Linked DNA regions of Homo sapiens: regions 1 and 2 are each linked to region 3. A link is a contact called in ENCODE Hi-C data. All regions are on one chromosome and are shown on one strand. The core of a region is the stretch at or near the end of the contact, and the rest is flanking DNA. Distances in the headings are between cores, read along the strand shown. Region 1 overlaps KALRN (kalirin RhoGEF kinase). Region 2 overlaps KALRN (kalirin RhoGEF kinase). Region 3 overlaps KALRN (kalirin RhoGEF kinase).

What was found. A loop is a pair of places that touch in the nucleus more often than their neighbours do. Pooled maps may share reads with other maps.
Region 1: a loop to region 3 is called in a map of mammary epithelial cell, with 5 times the contacts of the local background. The contact joins two enhancer-like sites. A Hi-C loop is called at or near these places in 4 of 168 maps with a recorded cell type or tissue (PC-9, chondrocyte, mammary epithelial cell and 1 more) and 7 of 50 pooled maps.
Region 2: a pooled map shows a loop between it and region 3 (2.5-fold over the local background). The contact joins two enhancer-like sites. A Hi-C loop is called at or near these places in 2 of 168 maps with a recorded cell type or tissue (GM12878 and PC-9) and 15 of 50 pooled maps.

The regions. Positions count from the first base shown.
Region 1 is chr3:124,280,505-124,283,204 of GRCh38, reverse strand. The region is part of intron 5 of KALRN (kalirin RhoGEF kinase); the gene reads right to left. Among named protein-coding and RNA genes, the nearest start is that of MIR6083, 92 kb to the left of the region's middle. Within about 2 kb of position 1,271, at least 2 of the 41 ENCODE cell types and tissues checked have a DNase peak (open chromatin) inside an H3K27ac peak, as active enhancers do.
Region 2 is chr3:124,082,823-124,085,783 of GRCh38, reverse strand. All of the region lies in intron 1 of KALRN (kalirin RhoGEF kinase), which reads right to left. Among named protein-coding and RNA genes, the nearest start is that of MIR5002, 49 kb to the left of the region's middle. Within about 2 kb of position 1,368, at least 2 of the 41 ENCODE cell types and tissues checked have a DNase peak (open chromatin) inside an H3K27ac peak, as active enhancers do.
Region 3 is chr3:124,558,080-124,560,796 of GRCh38, reverse strand. The region is part of intron 33 of KALRN (kalirin RhoGEF kinase); the gene reads right to left. The region is part of intron 2 of LOC105374076 (a long non-coding RNA gene); the gene reads left to right. Among named protein-coding and RNA genes, the nearest start is that of UMPS, 170 kb to the left of the region's middle. Within about 2 kb of position 1,461, at least 20 of the 41 ENCODE cell types and tissues checked have a DNase peak (open chromatin) inside an H3K27ac peak, as active enhancers do.

The DNA.
Region 1 (2,700 bases), core at 22-2,521, 280 kb after region 3:
ACTGCAAAAATGGAGTGTCTGTTGGATGTTCTCATCTAGTCCTCCCACACATCCTAAAATCGGCTGTGCCAATCACTTGCACATCTGGGAACAAAGCTCCACATGAGGCTAAGGATGAGGCAGCTCTTTCTTTGGGAGCCCCTCTCTGGGAGGAGGCAGGCTTCCCTGTGGGAGCCCTTCTCTTGGGGAGAAGACCACCACCTAGCTATGCTGGTATGTGCTAGGTGGGCCTGACCTTGAGCTTAGGAGGAGGACTAGGCACCCCATTTTGCCCCTTCTCCCCTCTTCCAGCAGCAGCCTCTGCAATGGGGCTCAGACAGGTAAGGGGCCATGCAGGGAGCCAGGCTGGGCACATCCACAAGGAGAAGCTTGGCAGTGTTTCCAGCTTCCAGACCCTACAGGATATACTCTGCAGGGCTTAGGAAGAACTTACTGAATGAAGAGCCCCATCACTCCTCAAGGCTGCCAGAGGACCAAGGTAAATGCCTGTGTTTAGATAGCATCCATTGTCCCTAAAAGTAGGTTAGAGGCCAGGCGTGGTGGCTCATGCCTGTAATCCCAGCACTTTGGGAGGCCAAGGTGGGTGGATCACCTGAGGTTGGTAGTTCAAGACCAGCCTGACCAACATGGAGAAACCCCATCTCTACTAAAAATACAAAATTAGCCAGGTGTGGTGGCACATGCCTGTAATCCCAGTTACTCAGGAGGCTGAGGCAGGAGAATCACTTGAACCCAGGAGGCAGAGGTTGTGGTGAGCCAAGATTGTGCCATTGCACTCAGCCTGGATAACAAGAGCAAAACTCCATCTCAAAAAAAAAAAAAAAAGAAAAATGTAGGGCAGAAATGCAACAACCAGCTAACACATGATAATGTTTTTAGTAACCTTCATAATCACTTCTTTCACTTTTCTGTGCCTTAAAACAAATTAAAATTAAAATTTCATTTAATTATCCATCCTTCTTCCAAAATGTCTTCGGGAATTGTTCCCACTCGTGTCCCACTGCCAATCCTCCTAACACGAAGGCCTTGGTGCTGCCTTTGCCCCCTGACATCCAGCCAGTCACTGGTCTCATTTTCTTCCCTTGAGTGTCTCGAGGGTTTGTCCCTTCCCTTTCTACTTTCACTACCACCTCATCTGTTCCCACTTGGATTAGTATAAAAGGACCAGAACCAGTTTCTTGCCTCCAAATCACTCTTTCCATTGCAAGGTGAAACTTGCTAACACCCCAGTTTTCAACAGTGAGTGCATTAAGGTAGCGTTCCTAGAAACCATTCAGCAGTAGGTGGTGCTCTTGTGTCAGCTCAGTGTTCACAGGTTTTGTTCTATTCTCAAGCAGCCCAGTGAGTACAGACTGTGTCACGGTCAACTATTTATTTGGCACTAAGTATCTCTGGTCAACACAGAGTAATTGAAGACACTGGTCCTAACCTCCAGAAATTTTCAATATAATTGGGGGAATGAGATCTTTGAGCACCTAGCTATAATGCTAGATGGCATGGAACAGGGACAATTTGAGGGGGATGGATAAGGGCTGCAGGAAATGCTCAGAGGGAGAAAGAGCACCTCCAACAGGGCAGAACAGAGAGAGTAGCATCTGAGCTGGACCTTCAGCTGGGGGAGGGTTTTAATAGGCACATATAGTGGAGCAGGCATTCCAAATGGGAGGAGTGTTGGCATGAACAAAGGCATGAAAAGGTGGGAATGTGCAAAGCACAGAAGAGAATGCCCTGAGGGATGGGAGCTGAATGCCCAAGTCCAGTCTCACTCTCCATTCTAGGGCCCTCATGTTTGTACCCCCTCTTGCCACCTCATGACAAGGTCACCTCCCCAGGGAAATCTGGGACAAGCTGGTCAACCCAATCTCTAAAGAGGATGGAGGAAACCAAACCCTCTTTTATCTCTCCACCAGAACGCATATGTTACAGAGTATATCTTCTCACCACATCAGCAGTTGTTCCTATAGCAGGACATTCTTATGCTAGAGAAAGCTTACTAAGGAGAGACTAGAGGTGAACAAACCAAGAGTGGGATTTCAAAGGGGCCATGGGATGGGGGACTGGGGGAAGAACCCTTCTGGGATTCCAGCTAGAGGCAGATTTCCTCCAAGAGATTAATATTCCTTTGCGTGTTTTTTTTCTTTTTTTTATTATACTTTAAGTTCTAGGGTACATGTGCACAATGTGCAGGTTTGATACATAGGTATACATGTGCCATGTTGTTTTACCACAGGTTTCCGACTCTTTACAAGATAAGAGTATGAGGCTTTTGCTCTCCTTGGGAATGACCTCAGGAAGAGCCATGGGATACAGGAATGGGGTTGAACAGTAGATACCCTTGAGTTGGGCTTTTCCCTGAGAAACAGTAACTACTACTGACCTTGGCACCAGAACACTTTAACTCAACATTTTCATACTGGAAAAATCTCTCTGTGCTCACATGTGAGAAGACATCCTCCTGTATTTATATATGAGATGGTGTCTCTCTCTATTCAAGTGAGAGAACATCATTCTCTGGGTGGGCAAACTCTTGGGGTTTCAGATCAACTAACTTGGGCTACAAAAACTAGTGCACCTACACATACAAAATCTCATTCTCACCTGTGCAAGTGGGACCAAAAGCTGCAGACTCCTCCCATTACCCCTCATCCACTTGAAAAACTGGTCCCAGGAAAGCTGCATTAAAGAGTTTAGAGCCCACGT
Region 2 (2,961 bases), core at 119-2,618, 470 kb after region 3:
TAAAATTTTATGTTGTTATAATTTTTTTACTATAAGCACTTGTTACTCTGGTAATTTTCAAAGCATTTAAATATTGAAGCTGCTACTAAAGTAGTGGCTCAAATCTTTTCTGAAAAAGGAGGTGCTCCCTCAGGACCATGGCAGCAATTTCCTTCTCTACCCCCTACTCATAAGGTCTAGAATGTGAAATGGTCTTCAGAGAACCCACAGGTCACAGTAAAAAATTCACCCGACTTATCCACCTGTTCAAGTGGCTGGCAGATGGAGTTCTATCACTATATCATGAGAAAATGCTATTCATTCCCCACTTTGTTCCACATCCCTTATTTACCACAAGAGTCAGGATGGGTTCTCCATAACAAGCATTCAGGAAGAACCTCAACTCCTCTCAGATCATTCATTTGTCAGCCACTTAGACACCTTATGGGACTTTGGTCAGCAATGGAAACTATGTTTCATCTCAAGTTCCAGCTCTAACCAAGGGGCAGTGACTGTCCAGAGCTTTGTGTTGAAGATTATGCGGCTACTTACAGGATGGATGGGGAAAGAATGGTGCCATCAATTAGTGATGTCTGCCAAGGACAAGGCAGGAAGAACTGTGATACACTAGCTTTCAAGTCAGCCATCCCTGCCCTTGTACAATGGGCTCTGACTCCCCAAACCTCAAGCTTTAAAACCTGCCATCTCTACTTAAGAGTTTTATGCATCAGGTGGGGGAAGCTGAAGGTGGTGGGAGGTGGCACAGGGTAAAGTAAGGTGAAAGCTGACTGTGACTGTGTCGTTACATGGTACGTCTATCAGAAGACTGTGAAGATGTGGGGTGTCTGAGGGAGGGGAAGGGGGCCCTCACAGGTGGAGCTGTGGCTCCAAACAGCTGCATATGGAAGACTCTGAACATCTGGTTGCACTGCTGGTCTGAGGTAAGCCCTGAGCCTGGATTCCATCTGTCATGTCTAATGGAGTTCCTTATCCCAAAGACTCAGCAATTGTGCCCATGTAAGAAACATGCCTTTCACAATTTTGAAACCTCCAAGTGCCCTGTTAATTGGCAATCCACTCATATTCCCATAACCAAAAACAGAAAAAAGAAGCCAAAGCCAAAAAAATCCCAGAACTTCACGTGTTGTAACTAAAAACACTCAATAAACAAAGCTAGTACTTGGGCTCCCTTGGGGAGTAATTGTCTAAACATGCTTCCTTCTTTCAGCTGGTGAAAGAGACAGATGTGCTAAAACTGTATGGAGCTCATCTTGAAAGCATTAATTTTTCCAAACACTGATGTGCAGCTCATGTGCTTTTCCTGAGCAAGTGGCAACAGGCAGTGAGGAGGCTGCTGAGGATACCCCTCCGTGCTGGATCTGACTGTAGCAGCAACAGGGATTCAGAGGAAGTGGTCATACTGAAGCTTGGGGCAAAGTTGGGAATTCGGAAGGCAGAGGCCAAGGCCCAGCCACCATGACCTGTCACAGGGAGGGGCTGCACAACACCTGTGCACTAAAGACGTGGGGTTGGATTACCATTTACAAACTGGAAGGAAAGAAAGCAGAACCAATGCCTTAACCCCCTTTCAGGCCTACTCCCTCGGGGCCAAGTTGGCAATCAACCAAACTATTCTTCCTCACAGCCTGTAGCTCCAACAACCACACACAGTGGCGGAGCACCAGCAGAGGTCGGCCATTTCTGGGTATTGATCTTTAAACCATTTTCCTTTCTCCTTCTCCCCATTTAGGGATGGGAATCTACTGTGGAAAATGTGATTTGGTCATCCACAGTTAAACTGTTGTTTGAGTCCCAAGTCCCTTCTCGCTAGGAGGTCAGGGACAACCTCCCTGCAGCCTGTTCACATAGGATGAGACATAACAAAACCATCCACTGAGGCAAGGAATCTCATCGTCTGCCTGACAAAGACAGAGTCAACAATTAGGATATGCCAGAAGTTCTGTCAGTCTTAACAAGACAATTTCCAAGTTGATTGTTACCACAAGGCCCATGCACGTCTAACAGCATGCCAGGATTCTCACTGGGAATCAGTGCTACACACACAGGCATAGTAATTGTTTTGTCACCACTAAGGCTCCGCAGCCAACTCCCTTCAAATGCCAATTCTAACAGTTGTGTAAGATCGGGCAAATTACTAAACTTCTTTGTGCCTCCGTTTTCTGTAAAATGGGGATGATAATAGTATTTAAATAACTTCATAAATGTAAGGGGCTTAGAATAATATCTGGCACACAGAAAGCATTATATATGTGTTTATGATTATCATTATGTTGTCAGCCTTCACGTTTCCATGCTAAGCTATCTCTTCCCTTTGGATCCCTGCATATGCTCTTCCTAGGCTTGGAACACTGTTTCCCATCCTGCCTTCATCTAGCTATCTGTGTTAATTCTTCAGGTCTCCAGGAAGCCTTCCTGGCCAACTCAGCTGGACCAGCCATCCCTGCATCTGCACCCACCACATCTTGTACTTTTTCAACACCATATTAATGTCCCCATATTATCATCTGTCTTCCCACCCAGGTCCTGTTCATTGGTGTATCCCTAGCGCCTGGCACACAGAAGTCACTCAATAAATATGTGCTGAATAAATGAAAGGGGAATAGATGAAGGGCAGCTTTCATTCACTCAACAAGCATTTACTAAGTGCCTACAAGATGTCACACCCTAGACTATACCTGGAAATACATGAAGGAACAGAACACCAAGGCTGCTCTCCAAGAGCTCACAGAGTTTCTCCCTTCTAGCAGTAACTCAAGAAAAAAGTGGAGGTGGGTGTAACCCTGCCCAAGGCAGGAGGTCAACCAAGTACCAGAAGGAAGGGGTGCTCTCAGAGAGGAATACAGGTTTACCTAGGATAGGTCTGTTTAACTGGAAACAAGCAGCAGAAGCTTTGATTCTGTTTATCATGCCTGCATGTGAAGAATTAATGTAGCTTTGCACTGATGAAAAATAAAAGGTGGA
Region 3 (2,717 bases), core at 212-2,711:
CAAGTGATCCTCCCACCTCAGCCTGCTGAGTAGCTGGGACCGGTGTGTACCCAGTAGGTGGTACAGGTGTGTACCACCACACTCAGCTAATTTTTATTTTTATTTTTGTAGCGACATGGTCTCACTATGTTTTTCTTGAACTCCTGGGCTCAACTGATCCTCCCGCTTCAGTCTCCCAAAGTGCTGGGATTCAGATTCCAAAGTGCTCTGTAAGAAATACACTTCATATTTTGACCAGGGAACACTACATGTGAATAGATTTATCACTGAAACACAAGCTCCACTCTGACATTCTATTTTATGTTTTTCTCTATTGCTGTTGACATCCCACTAATTTGATTCCACCTCGCTAATGGACTCTGTAGAATGCCGGCCTAGATGACTGAAATTCTTTCTAACTGAGAGACTCTCTATCACTGAGCTTCTGCACCTCAGTAGAGCTGCTCCTCTGCGACCACGCCAGGGGCTCAGGGTTGCTTCTTGAGGCCAAGCTCACACATAGCTGGGGATGCAACTTGCAGCCCTTTCAGGGCAACATGGTTGAATCCAGGGATGAGTGTAGTCCTTTTGCAGACTGTTAGAGCAGAAGGGGCCTGAAGCTCTAGTTGCAAACAGCCCAGCATGGCACCCAGATACAAGACCCACTTCCCTCTAGGGTGGGTTACAATCAGACCCATGGGCTGGACGGGAGAGGATAAAAATCAGGCTTCTGTCTCTCTACAATTCAAGACACAGTTCCTGGCGAGAAGCCTAGATACGCCACTAGATGGCAGTGTTTGCCTCCTGTAGGCTGCCTAGTCCAGCCAAAGGAAGAAGTGGAAACAAGATCAATGGGCAATTTCTTCCATGCTCACACGTTGTAGACAACCGGGCTCAAGCTTTAGATACAGCCCAAAAGCCATTATGGTTCAAATAGATGATGAATATCCTGGTTCACTTCACCTCAATGGCTTGATCAAAAAGATATACTACACCAGGTCCCTACCCTGGCAAGAAGCGAATTCCAAAGAATGGCCAACAAGGGAGGGTGCTGGGGAAATGGTTTGAGGGGTCAGGCAGAGCTGCTCCTGCAACAGTCCCTCCCATCCTCTCCTCCAGGGATGCTGTAGGGTAAGATTCTAAGACCAAAGTTATTCCTACTCAGGGAGATGCTGGGAGCTGAGTAGGCAGCACAGAATCTCGGCATGCATTCAGGTTATGTTTTTGATTCTTCTCTGATCTTGTACCCCTGCTTCTGGAATCTTCTCTCATCTTACTCCCCTCACTGTATGCTCCCACTCCAGCAGCGAGTCCCTGTCTGGCCTTTCATGCCTAAGTCTTGGCCCCCTTCCCAGGAGCTCTCAGATATTTTCTCTGCCTAATTCCCTAGAACCCTGCCTAAGGCCTGCTAAGCCTTCTTGATGCTAATTGTCTGCCTGGCTTCCCTCCAAGTGCCTGCTGCTGAGTCACCATCCAACTCCTTGTCCTTACTTTCCCAGTCTCTCTCCTTTCTGGGTCCTGGCCATTCCCAGTGGGGCCTGTTCCCCTGCTGACCAATCCCTGGGTGGACACGGCCTCCTTCACCCTCCGCAATGCTTCCCAGAGGGGCAGAAGGAGCTCCTCCTGTCCTCACTTTCCTCCAGCTCCACAGTGATAGCTGTGCTGGCTTCTTTCCAGCATGGACCGCTACATACATAAGGGACATTTCGTAACCACTCTTTGTAACTCCATCTGCATTTTCAAAGTTCTCACGTTCACCAGAAATGATCATTTTCATTTAGGTCTATTTTTACATGATTAATATTTGGGGATTAACTGAACCTCCTTCTTGTATAAACTGTGTGAGCTAGATTGTCCCTTTGAGCTTCCTCATGTTATGGAAAAGACACAGTTATTCTGTGATGGTTTCCCAATGGCATCCAGAGAGTGAGGACAGGACCCCTGAAGAATTCTCCTGTTGTCATTTCAGAGCTTCCATTTGTGCACCTCTGTGTCTCTGCTCCATTCTCCAAGGCAGCATAGCCTCGTTTAGGGCATGGGCTCTGCAGCTCCTCACCAACTGTGTGACCAGGAGCAAGTTACTTCACCTCTTTGTCTCAATTTCTTCATCTGTCAAATGGGGATAATGACAGTATCTACTTCACAGCTTGTTGTGAAGATTAAATGAGATAGTATTAAAGCACCTAGGATAGTGCCTTAAGCAGAGAGAGCTAAATGATTGTCTAAAAAATAAGTTCTGGGCTGGGCGCAGTGGCTCGTGACTGTAATCCCAGCATTTCGGGAGGCCGAGGGCGGTGGATCACTTGAGGTCAGGAGTTCCAGACCAGCCTGGCCAACATGTTGAAACCCTGTTTCTAATAAAAATACAAAAAATTAGCCAGGTGTGGTGGTGCACACCTGTATTCCCAGCTACTCAGGAGGCTGAGGCAGGAGAATTGCACAAACCTGGGAAGCAGAGGTTGCAGTGAGCCGAGATCATGCCATTGCACTCCAGCCTGGGAGTCACAGTGAGACTCCCTCTCAAAGAAAAAAAAAAATTCTGGCGGTATTAGTGAATTATTATTTAAATTTGGGAGGAAAGGAGTACAGAAGAAATTTTAAACATCAATTTTGATGGCATGTTGTTTGGTAACAGACTGTATCAACTGTATATATGCATATACATTATTATGTAAGTGAATCCTTTTTTTTAAAGTAATCTTCATGGAGTTTTGCCCTAACTAGAAGAACTGACCCTG